Linked DNA regions of Homo sapiens: region 1 is linked to region 2. Evidence: chromatin loops called from intact Hi-C (ENCODE). Cell type or tissue: thyroid gland. All regions are shown on one strand.

Region 1 (8,000 bases), 250 kb before region 2:
GAATTTCCACTTCTCGAGGATCCCATCAATTTCCTCCTCTCCAAATATTTAGTAAAGAATTTGTGCCTTTCATTTCCAAAGAAAGAGGCTTTCTCCTTATCCCACGTCTGGGTTTATAATGCTCCCTGCTCCCCAAACTTCCTGAAGTTAGAATCATTCCCAGAGTAGCACAGCAGCACCGTGTGAGGAGTGCTGAGTCAGAAAACAAATCTTGTGGGCCTCTCATCGTAAATTGTGAAACGTTTCTGGAAAGCAATGCAGCACTGTCTTCCTAAATTAAAAACGTACCCACCTTTTGACTTGACAATTACTTATCTAGGACTTTATTTTGTAGAGACACACAACAGTGTATGTACATCATTGCAGCATTAATTTTAGCTGCAAAATAGCTGCACACTACTTAAATGTCATTTAAATAAATTACAATACAGTCATGCTAGGGAATATTATGCAGCTGAATGTGGCAGTTTCGCAGGTGCAATACGGAAAGATGTCACCAACACACTGTTAAGCAGACAGCAGTGTGCACTGCAGCTCCCGTTTGTGGGTGCCCATGTGAAGAGCACAATGAATTTACCCCCCCGCCCCTCCACCCCCGGGAAGCGGATGGTGATTGGGATGGAGCAAAAAGACTTTCTATTTTCACCTTCCATGCCTCCATACTGTGAATTTTGTTTGCTGGAAACACATATTTATGTAATAATAAATTGTAAAAGGCAAGGATTAGGAAGGCAGGTGTTCTCTGTCAAATACAGCCATGGACAAGTGGTAAAAACCCGCTGCAGGGCCCCCATCTGCTCTTGGAGGAAAATCAGAGCAGAAGTTCTGGAAGAGCTCCAGCCTGGGTCTGCAAAAGCATGTCCTGGGCCTACCACTCCTGCCAGGTCTCCCTCTGGGGCACCTGTCAGCAGGGGGCCCTGCTGGACCAGCCAGGTAACAGGTAGGGCTAGGAAGACTGAAGAAGCACTTCAAGTCTCTGGTGGAGCCCAGCTCCAGTACTGGTTTTGCTGCTAATCTGTCCTGTGCTATGGGCCAGCCACAGCCTCTGTGCAACACCAACACAGGTCTGCACAGACCGGCTAGTGATCCAAGAGGCCACCTCCTTTCAGAAGGTCCTGTTTAGAGCACTGCTGTGCAAAACTTTCTGCTCTGACTGAGATGATCTGTCTCTGCACTGTGTAAAGGGAGCCACTAGCCACATGTGACTAGTAGGCACTTGGAATGTGGCTAGTGTGACTGAGGAATGGAATCTTTAATTTTATTTACTTCTGACTGATTTAGGTGATAATTTAAATGCTCCCATGTGACCAGTGCCTCCCATATGGGACAGCACAGCCCTAGGCCCTACACCTCCCCTGCCCAAGTCAAGGCCTCCTGGACTCATGGGAGGAGTTCCCGTCCTGGCCTGCTCCACACCGGTGATCTAGAACCCACTGCCAAGCACCTCCCAGATCCCCGCAGCACAGCCCTCATGCCACCTCACCCCTCCCACCCAACACACTCACACCCACAGGTCCCTGTGTTTCTAGATGCCCAGGGCCAGTCAGCCCACCCGGAGTTCTGCCTACAGTTGCCTCAGGTTGGGCACACATGACCCCCAGAGAAGCTGGAGTGGGCAGGCCCCAGACTGACAGGAAGCTCAGCCCCAGCAGAGGGGCAACGAGGCACAAGGCAGCCAGTGGGGGCCGCCGCAGCCTTTCCAACAAAGGGAGGAACCCACGGTCTAACGTGTCTCATCCGGGCTTGCTCACCAGGCAACATGGTCACAGCCGCCAATGTTAAGTGGAAATCCAAATAATTCTGGAACATGAAAACTCCACATATAAGACGTAGCAAGGGTGAAACCAATTCCACAAGCCACTGGTGAAAACCCATGCTGTGGACTCACAGATTTCTGCCTCATACCCTCGGGCACCACAGCTCATGGCTAACTGAAAACCAAGAAAATCATCCGAGGGCACAGAGACAAGGTGGGAAATCACTGCAAGTGATGAAGTGTGCCCGGAGCAGAGAAGGGCCTTTGCAAGGCAAAACGGCCAAGCATCCAGAGAGCGCCACCGACAACTGACTGCAGTGGTGGGAATTCTGCCAGATGCAGCTACATGCCCACCGTGCCCAGCGCGCCCTCGGGCTCTCCCCTGTGTTCGTGTTATTTGTGTGTGGGAAAAGCAGACTAACTGTGAGGAGAGGTGCACACTTCACTGAGCCCACCCAGGGCCTCTGTCCTTTACAGTCAGAGCTGCAAAGCAGCTGGGAGCTATGCAGACAGACCTTCTTGCACACGCCACCTGGCAGTGGCTTAGGGGTTGGGCCCCCCACCCATGCTGTTAGTAAGAAGATGGTAGCCACAAATGAATCAAGAAATGTCCCTGGAGCCCGTCAGCTGCAAAGAGCAGAAAATACGTGTGCTAAAGAATAAGCAGACTGTGACGGAGTCCAGATGAGACCAATACATACAGATCACACGCCAAGAACAGCCTGGCCCTGGCCAGGCGCGGTGGCTCACGCCTATAACCCCAGCACTTTGGGAGGCCAAGGCGGGTGGATCACCTGAGGTCAGGAGTTCAAGACCAGCTGCCAACATGGTGAAACCCCATCTCTACTAAAAATACAAAAATCAGCTGGGCGTGGTGGTGGGTGCCTGTAATCCCAGCTACTTGGGAGGCTGAGGCAGGAGAATTGCTTAAACCCAAGAGGCAGAGGTTGCAGTGAGCCGAGATCGTGCCATTACATGCCAGCCTGGGTGACAGAGCGAGACTCCATCTCAAAAAAAAAAAAAAAAAAGAACAGCCTCCTGGTCCCAAGGTGGACAGAAAGAGCCACACATACATGCCTCACAACCCCCAGCCACCAAAGACCAATGTTGATGGGGACATTAATATCAGATACCCACCAGCACAGACTAGAGAAAAGCACACTGCACAGTTAAACAGTAATGCACAAACGCATTTTTGTCTGTTTTGGTTTGATAATGGCCATGCAGGGTCTGACCACTGCACTAAAGGACACAACAAAAGGACAGGGCTCTCCACCCCAATCGCTACCCGCTCAGACTGGTGTGGGCCGTCCACGTAACATAGACTCGACCTCCTCACATCCCAGGGCCGGCACCCTCCCTTCACAGTCTCCCTGTAGGAGAGCCTTTGTCATTCCAGGACTCAAATGTCCCCTACATCCTGAGTGTGACCCCATGATGGAACTGGTGGCAGCAGGTGCTGAGTGTGAAGCATCTTAAGCCAGAGTCCTAAATGCTTCTTCTTGTACAGATGCTGCTCCCCCAGTGAGAAGATCTCTACCTGGGACCACGCAACTCCAGACACATTAAGGACTTACGGGTTTTCTGTGGATAAACTTGGAGGCTTACCAATATGCACTACTGATTCTGTGGAAAAGAAGTAGACTGAATACATTGCTTGTTAACTGGGATTTCAAATACCTTGAATTTCGGGCCTTACCACTCAATCACGTGTGTGTTTGCTAGTGACTCCCTTCCATGTTCATAAATGCCTCCTTTCATCTGTCCTGAGCTTTTGCTGCTTGAGCATCATGGAATCAGGGAGGGTCTCTTCACTGTGGCTGGAGCTCTGGACCCATCACCAAGTCCACACTGCCCTATCAACAATCCTGGGTGACTCTATAGCCTGTGCCATTATATAAACCACCCTCAGCCCCTAAGGTCTGTCCACTGTGGCTCTCGGGTCCTTCTCTGCACTTCACCCCCGAACTACTGAGATGAACCCACAGGCAGAGGCCTGCGGTGCTGAGCTATGTCCAGAGACAGCAAGCAGGAGCAGGAGTTCCAGCAGCCCCTGCCTTCCAGGGATCTTTCTCAGTTGTTTTAACATCTGGAATTAAGGAAGTATCATTATTCCTTTATTTTTCACAATGGCAAAGAGAGTATTTAAGATAATATATCAAGACCCAATTTTATCTCTCTAAAATAATTTCTGAAGGGCATTATATCAGGAAGGTTTTAATAGGAAATTCTTTGCTTCATCAGTTCGTTGGAATTCCTGTCCCAGTAGCATTAATGAAGGCTTTCCAAAGGGCGTTCCCAGCTCCAGGGGGCGCTGTCACAAACACAAGATCTAGGGTCTTCAGCGTTGCTTTCTGACTTTTATTTTTTTCTTTCTTTTTAACATTTCTTATAGAAACCAGGTCTCACTATGTTGCCCAGGCTGGAACTCCTGGGCTCAAGTGATCTTCCCAGGGGCTGAGGATAACAGGAGTGGGCCACAACGCCCAGCTGCTTTTTGACTTTTGAAGAGAAAACTACTACTACATTGAAGAAAAAAATCAGAAAGGAATTGTACTGTATTTCCTACAGTTACGGTTTATCTTGTTATCACTCATTTAATGTCTCTGCCTTCCACTGTTCTTGAGGCATCTAAAGAATTTGGCACCCGACTTCTCCAATGAAAAGTCACATTGTGACCACGTGACCATGTCTTTGCAGGTTACTATGGGATCTTCACAGGCATCACTGTTAGTGGCTGCACTGTGTCTGGGTGAGCCGCATGCACCGAGGCCCTTGGGGTGGTCCGAGGGACACCCCAGCCACTCACCCACAGACCTGGCTGCCACAGTTTACACTGTTTCCTGAGGGGAGTCCAGGAGAAGAAGAAAAACTACTCATCCCTTTGAGGCTCTTGATACATTTCACAAAATTGCTTTTCAAAATGGTCACACAATTTACAATGCCAGCATTTAAAAATATACATTATATATTTATATTAACGGTTTTTAAATAAAGCTTATTTGCTTTAATGTGAGTTTTTGAAACTGCTAGTTAAATGATGATGTCTCCTGGATCCTGACTGGCCCCACATGTGGTACGTGGGACCCACAGCATCAGCAGCTCCCAGGAACTGCTTAGAAATGCAGAATCTCAGGCCCCACCTGGGAGCTGCTGAGTCACAAGATCCTGGGTGATTCATCTGCATAACAAAGTTTAAGAAGCACTTCAGGAGGGGACGTCTCCAGGATCCTCACGGTGTCTGGGGAGTGGCCCAAATCCACCGCAGATGGCCCTGAAGATGCCTTTGTACATCAACCATGGGAAAACAGGCCTGAGATTCCTCAGTGCTAATTCAAGAAACGAAAATAGAAAGTCCAAGAAAGAACTTTCCCCATGTTTTCTAGACTGCCGACACTGTGAAGAAGAAAGAAACCACCTTGCGGGCGGCATGTTGGTGGCACGTGTGGCCCTGTCTCTGCCTCTTCCTTGTGGTTGCACAGCCCTGCGTGGCTGTGTGTCAAGCTCCCCCATGTCAGCCTTGGTGACTTCTTCTCATGACAATGTCAGAGTGGCCATCTTCCACCATCTGGGCTAACCCATATTCATTTTTTTTCAAATTAAATCTATTTCATCCAAACCTTAAATTTTTATAGAGGCAAGTGCTTGGCGGGTCTAAGAAGACTTTTCCAAATTATGAATATATGAACACACTGCCCTAGATCATCTGCTGAACGTTTCCTTCCCTACTGCAATATGATGCTTCTCTCATTCAAGTTCTCAGTCAGTTTCAGAGCCTTCTATTCCCCTACTTGTAATTACAACAGTTGGGAGACGTTCACACATTGACAGGACTGGCCTTCTAAAATCCACTGTAAAAAAATCTGTTCAATTATTCTTACCTATTTTTCCCTCAGATGGGACTTTTGGAATAATCCGTCAAGTTAGGGGGAAAATCTCAAGAAAGTTTGGCTGGAATAATGGTAGACCACTAAATTAACTTGAAAATTACTATCCTTTCATCGATAATATTTCATCTTCTTCTCCTGGAATATGGGTTTTGTTTTCTTGGTTCCAACTTTATCACCCCACTCAAGCTGTTGTGTTACGTTCACAGAGGTCACACGTAGGTCTCATCCCTAACAAGGTTCTTTATTACCTGCAAATTAGAACAATTTTGTCTTCCTTTCCAATATTATCATCACACTTCTGTTTTGTATCTCGTTTCAAATGTCTAAAACCACACGAAATAACAATGACCATGGGATGCAGGAAGCTGTGGACATGCCTGATGTGGAAGAACCAAGTAAAAGCTGATTCTCAGCTCCATCCCCAGCTTTGAATCAAGTGGAACATCATGTTAAAGAAAGGGCAGTGCGTCGCCTGCCAGCCTCTGGAAGTAGGGCTGAGGCCAGAGCGTCTGGGTTTTCAAAGGGCTTTCAAGGCCACCTGATCTGGGCTGGGCAGCTGGTCGCTGGCTTCCCACAGGAGCCTACAGCCGCTCACAGGGGACAGGGCCTCTCACACGGAGCAGGGGGCTGCTGCCCCAGCAAATGGCCCATCAAAAACAGCAGAAGGAGGAAACCCCACGAAGGTAATAGCCTGACAGAGGCAAGATAGGGAAGCCCAGCTAAAGACACAGGGCCTGTGCAGCCCGACACAGGTACAAACATTTCACACCTCCTAAGATACCCTTCGTCAACACAAATGCAATTATTTTTCCAAATCAGCTAATGGCTATTTAAAAACAAGAAAAGAAAAGAAAGGAAAAAAGAAAAGAAAAGAAAGGAAAAAAGAAAAGGAAAGGAGAGGAGAGGAGAGGAAAGGAAAGGAGAGGAGAGAAAGAAAACATAAGTGAAACTGAATGAATGACAAACATGAAACAGGAACTCCCTGGACCAATTTCTACAGTAATATACACTAAACAGATAAAGGTAAACCAGTGCTTCATATGATCACATATATATCTATGTAATCCAGTGTTTATGTTAATGCTCTATAATGCTTTACCAAATGACTAGGGTGGCGCAGGGGAAGGAGAAGGCAGAAGAGGAAAGAATGCAACTGCTCCTTAAAAACACCTTCCTACCATCATTCACTCAACAAGCACAGATACCCGAGTCAGGCTGCACAAAAGCATCAGGTGAGGCAAGAACATCGAACAGGCTGACAGAACGCAGCCAGACAGTTAAGAAAGACTTGCCAACACGCAGAACTCTTCTACACTGTGTGGTGGACAGAATTATTGCTCCTAATTCCTCACCTCTCCTTGTGCTCCCATATGTTTAAGACATGCCAAGACACGGACCTGTTGCTCACTCCTCACCTCTCCTTTCTCACATCACCTTGCAGTCCCTTCTCCCTGGACACAGTGGACTCCCTGCCCCTTGACTCAGGCTCAGACACATCACTTGATCTGGTCAATGAAATGCTGACTTGAAATGCCCTTTTGTGCCTCTGTTGTAACTATGAAGGGCCTCTGCCCTGGAGGGCGCCAGAAGGACCACACATGGAACTGACCTGAGCTCAACCTGTAGCAAAGAGTCACCAACCCAGTTAAAACCAGATTGAGGCAGAGCCACCAACCGAGAAAGCTCACATCTGCCAACCTCCAGAAGCATGAGCAACAATAAATGACTGCTGTTGAAGGCCACTGAATTTTTTTTTGAATGTTTGTTACGCAGCCTTATTATGACAATAGCTGACTGATACAGGTGGCACTCCCCGAGAGAATCCATAAGTCATTTAAAGACAGCCTTTCCTTCTAAGTTCATAAAGAAATCAGTTACTTACCAGGCTCACCTTTTTTCTTTGAACCAGACTTCTTCTTGGCAGGAGCCTCTTGCTTTGGTGCCTCTGGGCTCTGGGCCACATCTGTATTTCTGCCCTGGACAGAAGCTGACTCTGTCTTTTTACCCTGATTGGCAGCTGCGTCTGCCTTTTTGCCTTGGTTGGGGGACCCTTCTGCCTTTTTGCCTTCACTGGGGGACCCTTCTGCTTTTTTCCCCTGGTTTGTAATACCCTCTACCTTTGTGCCCTGATTAGCAACCGAATCTGCCTTTTTGCCCTGGATGGGAGCTCCCTCTCCTTTTTTGCCTTGGTTGGGACTCCTTTCTGCCTTTTTGCCCTGAGCCCCTTCTGTCTTTTTACCCTGATTCTGGGCTCCCTCTCCTTTTTGGCCCTGGTTCTGGGCTCCCTCGGCCTTTTTGCCCTGGTTCTGAGCCCCCTCGGCCTTCTTGCCCTGGTTCTGGGCCCCCTCAGCCTT
Region 2 (8,000 bases):
AGGACTAAGACCCCTTTTTAAAAAATAAAAATAAAAAATAAAAAAATAAAAGGCAAAACTTATCTACATATGATGAGAGAGGTCAGAATAGTGTCTACTTGTTTAGGGCAGTGGGAGATGGGGATTGAGTGAGAAAGGGCCTGAAGGAACTTACTAGAATGATGGAAATGTTCTCTATCCTGATCTTGGTGGTTGTTACATGAGTGTATACATAGGTAAAAATTCATTGAGCATCCACTTAAGATTTGTGTATTTTACTATATGCAAATTATGCATCAATAAAAGAGCAAAAACAATCAAAACTCTTAGGTGACCACACCTGATATAAGCATGGCTGATACATTAAAAAGCTTGCATATATTACAATGAATACCATCATTTGGGAATTTAATATAATTTTGTAACAGCCTCAGAAACAGTCATATTCCAGAGGCCCTTGGCAACAGCTTTGTTGCTTACAGCTCACCAGCACCAAAAGGGACCCGTCGCTTTCCAACCAAGGGGGCTGTGGCCCTGCCCAGAACTCTCAAGGGATCCACCTTTCTGGGTCGAACTCTCACAGCTCCCAGAGTACCTGGGGCCAAGCACGTGAGCTGCCAGCAGGCCTTAGCACCCTGGGATGCCAGACCTGCTCAAACTTGGAGAGGGTCCTACAGGTCCTTGGAGGAAAATTACAAGCCCCAAGTACACTGGACACACAGAGTTTGCCTGTGATGAAAACTTAGATGAAGGAAGAAGCCCTTTAGGAGGGTCTTTCTTGTCTTCTGCAGATGTGCGGCTCTAGCCGTGCTGCAACGCAGACCATGGACCAGGAGCTCCCAACCTCAGCTGCACAGCACAGGGGAGCATTGGAACATGGGATGCCCGGACCGTCTGACCCACACCAACTGAATCAGAATCTTTAATATGGTGTTTCTCAGAGGGCCCCCTGGAGCCACAGCAACATTGTCACCTGGGAACCTGTTAGAAATGCACATTCTCAGGCCCCACTTCAGACCCACTGAATTCTGTGGCCAGCCCCAGCAATCTTTGTTCTGACTGTTCTCACAGTCCCTGCCAGGGGTTCTGATGCATGTGGAAGTGTGGGACCTAATTAGAAACTGCATTTCTAGCAAGTTTCCAGGCGGTGCAGATGTGGCTGCTCTGGGGACTACACTCTGAAAACCACCAGAGTCTAACTGTCTAATGGGTAGAGCCAAGCTCTGGGAGAGAGTGGGGGAAATTAAAAGCTACCCAGGTGAGTGGCTCTGATGCAGGTGAGAGTAATTAGCATTGCCATAGCCTCTCATCGTCTCATCTGACAAGAGGTACACAGCTGGAGAGGGAGCTCACACAGGTGAGGGCGTTACAGGAGAAGAAATACCATCTCCTCAATTTGACCTGTCTGTGGTCTCTTCATTTCTATAACACTGCAATTTGGGGTTCCTGGTACGGCAGAATTTAGGTTCTAGGTGCCTAGCCCTGAGAATTTGTTCTGGCAATATTGAAGCTGGAGACGTTTTTGTTAGAACACTTTGCATAAAAGCCTTTATGGGGAAGGGGACCTGATTTTACCTTAAAAAGCTAATTTTTGGCCCAAGATAGATGAGACTTAGAAGGGGAGAGGAAGTAAAGGAGGAGTAAAGAGAATGAAAAGAAGAGATGATGTGCAGGGCTGGGGAGGAGAGAGCAAATGGGGAGGAAGAGAAAGAACTGTGAGAGAAGGACTGAAAGATCGTCTCTCCTTTCCAAGGAGCGTCCGCCCTCTCTCTTTTTTTAAAATTGAGCACTGAGAAGGGATTTATGCAAGACTGGGTGCAAGAGCTGGGCAAGCTGATATGCAAAGCAGGAAAGCAAAGGATTGAAAGGAGTCAAAGTGCTGTCTTTGGCAGCACATGTATAAAATTGGAATGAAGGCCGGGCACCGTGGCTCACGTCTGTAATCCCAGCACTTTGGGAGGCTGAAGTGGGCGGATCACTTGAGGCCAGGAGTTCGAGACCAGTCTGGCCAACATGATGAAACCCGTTTCTACTAAAACTATGAAAACTAGCCGGGCGTGGTGGTGCATGCCTGTAATTCCAGCTACTCGGGAGGCTGAAGCAGGAACTCAGGAGGCACAGGTTTCAATGAGCCGAGATCACGCCACTGTACTCCAGCCTGGGTAACAGAGTGACACTCTGTCTCTAAATAAATAAATAAAACTGGAACAATACAGAGAAGATTAGCATGGCCCCTGCAAGGATGACACACGAATTCATGAAAAGTTCCATATCAATAAAAATTATTTTAAAATTTTTTTAAAAGAATGAGTTAAAGGAGACCCCAAAGGAGTGAGTGGGGGCTGGAGGCCAGGCCCACCATGGCAGAGGGTCAGACTTCATCAGGGTGAAAACTTCCTGCTGTGAAAAGCCAAACTACAGACTGGGAGAAAATGTTCACAGCACCTGTATCTGAAAAAGGATTTGCATTCCAAATACATAAAGAACCCATACAACTCACTAATAGGAAGGCAAACAGTGAAAACTGAGCAAAAGACATGAACAGACACTTCACAAAGGACATGCAAATGGCCAGCACGCACAGGAAGAGATGCTCACCCTCAGTAGTCTTCAGGGAGATGCAGAATGAAACCACAGTAAGATGCTACCTCACACTCACAAGCATGGCTGAAAATAAAAAGATGTGTAATACCAGTATTGGTTAGAATGTAGGGCAGCTGAAACTCCTAGCTCACTGGCAGGAACTTAAAATAGTACAGGCTGGATGCAGTGGCTCACGTCTGTAATCCCAGCACTTTGGGAGGCCAAGACGGGCAGACTGCTTGAGCCCAGGAGTTTGAGACCAGCCTGGGCAATGTGGCAAAACCCCATCTCTACTAAAAATACAAAAAATTAGCTGGGTGTGGTGGCATGCATCTGTAATACCAACTACCCCAGCAGGCTGAAGTGGGAGAATCACCTGAGCCAGGGAGGTCGAGACTGCAGTGAGCTGTGATCATGCTACTGCTCTCCAGCCTGGGTGATAGAGTGAGACCCTGTCTCAAAAAATAAAGATACAAATAAAATAAAATAGTACAACTGCTTGGGAGAACTACTGGAGTTTATTTTAAATCTAAACAAACACCCACCATTTGACCCAGCAATTCTACTGTTATGTATTTACTGAAGTACCATAAAAACATAGGCCCACAAAAAGACTTGTACACAAATGTGAATAGGCGTAAGTAGCTAGTGGCCACCATAATGCTGTTGGATTTGATTGCTCAAAAGCTTGTGGAAGTCTACATTGGAATAATAGGTTGCCTTTTTAAAAGGCTTGTATCCAAATGTGCGTAACAGCTTTATTCACGATTGCTAAAAATTGGAAACAATTCAAGTAATCCATCAACTAGGAAATGGGTAAACAAAATTTGTTCTCTTCATAGAAAGGGATAGTAATAAAAAGATTGAAATTACTAATAGATGCAACAACATGGATGAGTCTTAAAATCACTGTGTAAAATAAAAGCTGGATGCAAGAGTGCCTACCATATGATTCATTTATATAAAATTTTTAAACAAAGAGAACTAATTTATAGTTACAGAAAGCAGATCAACGATGAACTGGGACTGAGGTGACTGCAAGTGGGGGACTAAAACACTTTCTGGGGTGATGGACAGGTGTTATATCTTGTTTAGGTGCATGCATTTGTCAAAAGTTGTCCAACTGAATGCTTAAAATGTATGAATGAGTTTTATTGTATGTAAATTATACCTCAATAACGTTTATTTAAAATGAATTGGCCGGCACGGTGGCTTACGCCTGTAACCCCAGAACAGCACTTTGGGAGGCTGAGGCGGGTAGATCACCTGAGGTCAGGAGTTCAAGACCAGCCTGGCCAACATGGTGAAACCCTGTCTCTACTAAAAATACAAAAAAAAAAAGAAAAAAAAATTAGCCGGGCGTGGTGACAGGCACCTGTAATCCCAGCTACTCGGGAGTCTGAGGAAGGAGAATTGCTTGAACCCAGGAGGCGGAGGTTGCAGTGAGCCGAGATCGTGCCATTGCACTCCAGCATGAGAGACAGGGCAAGACTCCGTCTCAAAAATAAATAAATAAAATGAATCAAAAATAAAAATATAAAAAAATAGCAGAAAAGAAAAAAGGACAAGAATAAAATAAAAATAAAGAAAAGAAAAATAAAGAAAAAAATAAGAAACTTTGTGGTAAAAATAATAAAACAGTAAAATAGGAAGAGCACACAGAATGGGAAGAGAAATGGACCAAGGTGAAAACCGTGAAGAGCTGTCGAACTTGAAGAATAGAAAAGGAAGAATGAGCAGAGATGCACAGGCAGAGGTCAGAATGAAGTCCTCTGGGGGTCAAAGAAGTAAGAAGCTTGGTGGCCACAGACAGCAGAGAGTTAAAAGAGCCAAGGGGGCCAGCCAGTAAGATTAATGCCTGGAGAGGGCTGTAGGATGGGGCCCGAGTGGAGAAGTGACTCCTGAGAGGCCAGTTCTGAAGGTGGGTTGAGGGGTGATAACTTGGGCTGAGGGAGCAGAGAAGGAGCCTTCGGCAGCTTTGTCAGGGAGCCTGGGGAAGGAGAGTGGGCTCCAACAGGAGGCTGCTGGGAGAACCCCAGGGGAAACCCACCTGGTGGCCTCAATCTCCTGACACTGTCTTTCACGTCTTCATTCCTACACAGGGATAGATATTGCTATTTGACCACTGCCCCTGCACAAGGTGTGCCAAAAGTCCCCAAGCCCCTTTCCCATAAGAAGTTTACTGTATGTTTGCACTGAGGAAAGCTAAATAAGCTAGGTGAATTCCCCACCCCAAATTCCTAGGGATGCCGCTGGCTTGCCCCACCAAATCGGTCTCTCCTATCTGCCTGTATTGCTGGTGGGAATGTACTTTGGTTTGACTTCCATAGGAGCTGGTTTGGCAAAAACTATCAAAACTACAAATGCACACTGGAGGTACAAATACAACAGGAGGTATTTATGCTACGATAAACTTGCACACGGATGAAACCATGTATGTACTTGGTTATTTGTTGCCTCATTGTGATGCTGTTTGATCAAAACAGACCCAAATGCCCCTCAAGAAGGCCATTAGATAAATACTAATATGTTTTGTTTTGTTTTGTTTTGTTGAGATGGGGTTTCACTCTTGTTGCCCAGGCTGAAGTGCAATGGCATGATCTTGGCTCACTGCAACCTCTGCCTCCTAGATTCAAGTGATTCTCCTGCCTCAGCCTCTCGAGTAGTTGGGATTACAGGTGCCCATCACAACACCCAGCTACTTTTTGTATTTTTAATAGAGACAGGGTTTCGCCATGTTGGCCAGGCTGGTCTTGAACTCCTCACCTCAGGTGATCCACCCACCTCGGCCTCCCAAAGTGCTGAAATTACAGGCATGAGCCACCTCACATGGCCGTATTTTTTTTTTTTTTTTGAGACAGAGTCTTGTTCTGTCGCCCAAGTTGAAGTGCAGTGGCGCAATCTTGGCCCACTGTGACCTCCGCCTCCCAGGTTCAAGCAATTCTCGTGTCTCAGCCTCCCAAGTAGCTGGGATTACAGACGTGCACCACTATGCCCAGCTAATTTTTGTGTTTTTAGTACAGACGGGGCTTCACCATGTTGGCCAGGCTGGTCTCGAACTCCCAACCTCAGGTGATCAGCCTCAGCATCCCAAAGTGCTGGGATTACAGGCGTCAGCCACCATGCCCAGCCTTAATATGTATTAAGTATGTATATTCATCTTAGTCCATTTGTGTTGCTATAAGAAAATACCTTAAACTGGGTATTTTGAAATTTATTTATTTATTTATAGACAGGGTCTCACTGCTACCTTCATCTTCCAGGCTCAGGCTATCCTCCCACCTCAGCCTCCCGAGTAGCTGGGACCACAGGCGAACACCACCACATCCAGCTGATTTTTTGTGTTTTTGGTAGAGAGGGTTTCACCATGTTGCCCAGGTTGGTCTCAAGCTGCTGAGCTCAGGTGATCTGCCTGCCTTGGCCTCCCAAAGTGCTGGGGTTACAGGCATGAGCCACCAGGCCCAGCCTTGAAACTTATTGTATTTATTACAGCTCTGTTGACTGGAAAGTCCAAGATCCATCATTGCTGCCTGGTGAGGGATGCTCTCTGCTTCCAAGATGGCACCTTGCCGCTGTGTGCTCACATGGTAGAAAGTGGAAGGACAAGAGACTGCTCCCTTCAACCTCCAGCCCTTTCATAAGGCTGCTAATCCCAGTCATAAGAGCAGAGCTCTCATGACTTAATCACCTCCCAAAGGCTATACCTCTTAATACTGGTACATTGGGGATTTCATTTCAACAGGAATTTTGGAGGGGATTGCATATTTATTGTACTTTATTCATAATTTAATATCTATTTTAAAAATTATAGCCACATGCATGCAATGGATACTATTCAGGCACAAAAAACAGGATTCTCTCTATATACAGACATCGAAAGTCTTCCGAGTTATATTATCAAGTGAAAAGAAAAGCAAGACACATAACAGTTATATAGTACAAAATCTTTTTCCTTTTTTTTTTGAGACAGAGTCTTGCTCTGTCACCCAGGCTGGAGTACAGCGACACAATCTTGGCTCACTGCAATCTCCGCCTCCCAGGTTTAAGAGATTTTCGTGCCTTAGCCTCCCAGGCAGCTGGGACTACAGGCATGCACCACCACACCCGGCTAATTTTTGTATTTTTAGTAGAGACAGGGTTTTGCCATGTTGGCCAGGCTGGTCTCAAACTCCTGACCTCAAGTCATCCTCCCACCTTGGCCTCCCAAAGTGCTGGGATTACAGGTGTGAGCCACTGCACTCAGCCTACAGTACAAAATCATTTGTGGGGTTTTTTTTTAAAGGTATGTGTATGGAAGCTGGGTGTGGGAGGCTTACACCTCCCAGCACTTTGGGAGGCTGAGGCAGGAGGATTGCTTGAGCTCAGGAGTTTGAGACCAGCCTGGCCAACATGGTGAAATTCCATCTCTACGAAAAATGCAAAAATAAGTCGGGTGTGGTGGTGTGTGCCTGCAGTCCCCGCTACTCAGGAGGCCAAGGTGTGAAGGTCGCTTGAGCCCAGGAGGCTGAGGCTGCAGTGAGCTGTCATTGTGCCACTGCGTTCCAGCACAGGCGACAGAGCAATATCTTCTCTCAAAATTTTAAAAAAGGTGTATGGGGTAGGGTGTAAAAGAATATATTTGCTCTGTCACCCAGGCTGGAGTACAGCGACACAATCTTGGCTCACTGCAATCTCTGCCTCCCAGGTTTAAGTGATTTTCGTGCTTCAGCCTCCCAAGCAGCTGGGACTACAGGCACGCACCACCACACCTGGCTAATTTTTGTATTTAAAATACACCTCCCCCATAAAGTCTTTGCAGGTGTTGGGGAGTGAACCCAGGAGGTGGAGCTTGCAGTGAGCCAAGATCACGCCACTGCACTCCAGCCTGGGTGACAGAGCGAGACTCTGTCTCAAAATAAATAAATAAATAAATAAATAATTTAAAAAAAAACTTTACTCTTGGGTTCAATACTGGGGGATTGCAAATTAAACTGAAAAAAAGACAGATTAGCAAGAAAAAAGAGTTTAATTACCCGGGGAATGCACAGACACATAGAAGTGCTCAATGACGGAGTGGTTAGAACTGGGGGCTTATATGCCTTAGAAGGAGAATAGGAGGGCTACCATGGGAAGAACAAATAGATTTACAAATGGGTTTTTAGGAGAAGAAACAGGGTATTTTAGAAGTTTGTGATGAGGTTTATTTATGCAGGTGCAAATAGTCTCTGTGTCTTCCTCATGGCCATGAAACTCCCCTGAATAGAAGATTTGTGGTAGGTTTATTCTTGGTCCCTCTCCTGGAAGTGGAAGCTGCCCCAAAGACAGAATGTATGGCAGTCTTCAGTTCCAAGTGGGCCGCACACAAGGATACACAAGAAACTGATAATAGTGGTTACACATTTGAAGGGCAGGGGATAGAGGTGAATGAAAACCAAGAAGTTGTGAACAGGGACTTGGGA

The links. Peaks named below come from ENCODE experiments on the same cell type or tissue, not always from the same donor. Only the 100,000 strongest peaks of a DNase experiment are listed, where the experiment ranks them.
Region 1: a loop joins it to region 2, with 2.3 times the contacts of the local background. A loop is called at or near these places in 28 of 110 quality-filtered maps.

What each region holds. Positions count from the first base shown.
Region 1 is chr20:17,651,068-17,659,067 of GRCh38, forward strand. RRBP1 (ribosome binding protein 1) reads right to left here. Exons shown (of 25, transcript NM_001365613.2): 3 at 7,529-8,000. Among named protein-coding and RNA genes, the nearest start is that of RRBP1, 27 kb to the right of the region's middle. RefSeq lists a silencer at 909-988 and an enhancer at 4,777-5,071. In thyroid gland, CTCF peaks have their summits at 923 (motif pointing right), 4,071 (motif pointing right) and 4,271; DNase peaks (open chromatin) are centred at 924 and 4,067; H3K27ac peaks cover 4,176 bases.
Region 2 is chr20:17,901,606-17,909,605 of GRCh38, forward strand. It overlaps the pseudogene RNU6-192P. Among named protein-coding and RNA genes, the nearest start is that of SNORD17, 57 kb to the right of the region's middle. RefSeq lists an enhancer at 2,554-2,613 and a silencer at 5,455-5,616. In thyroid gland, no CTCF peak of the experiment used is centred here; no DNase peak of the experiment used is centred here.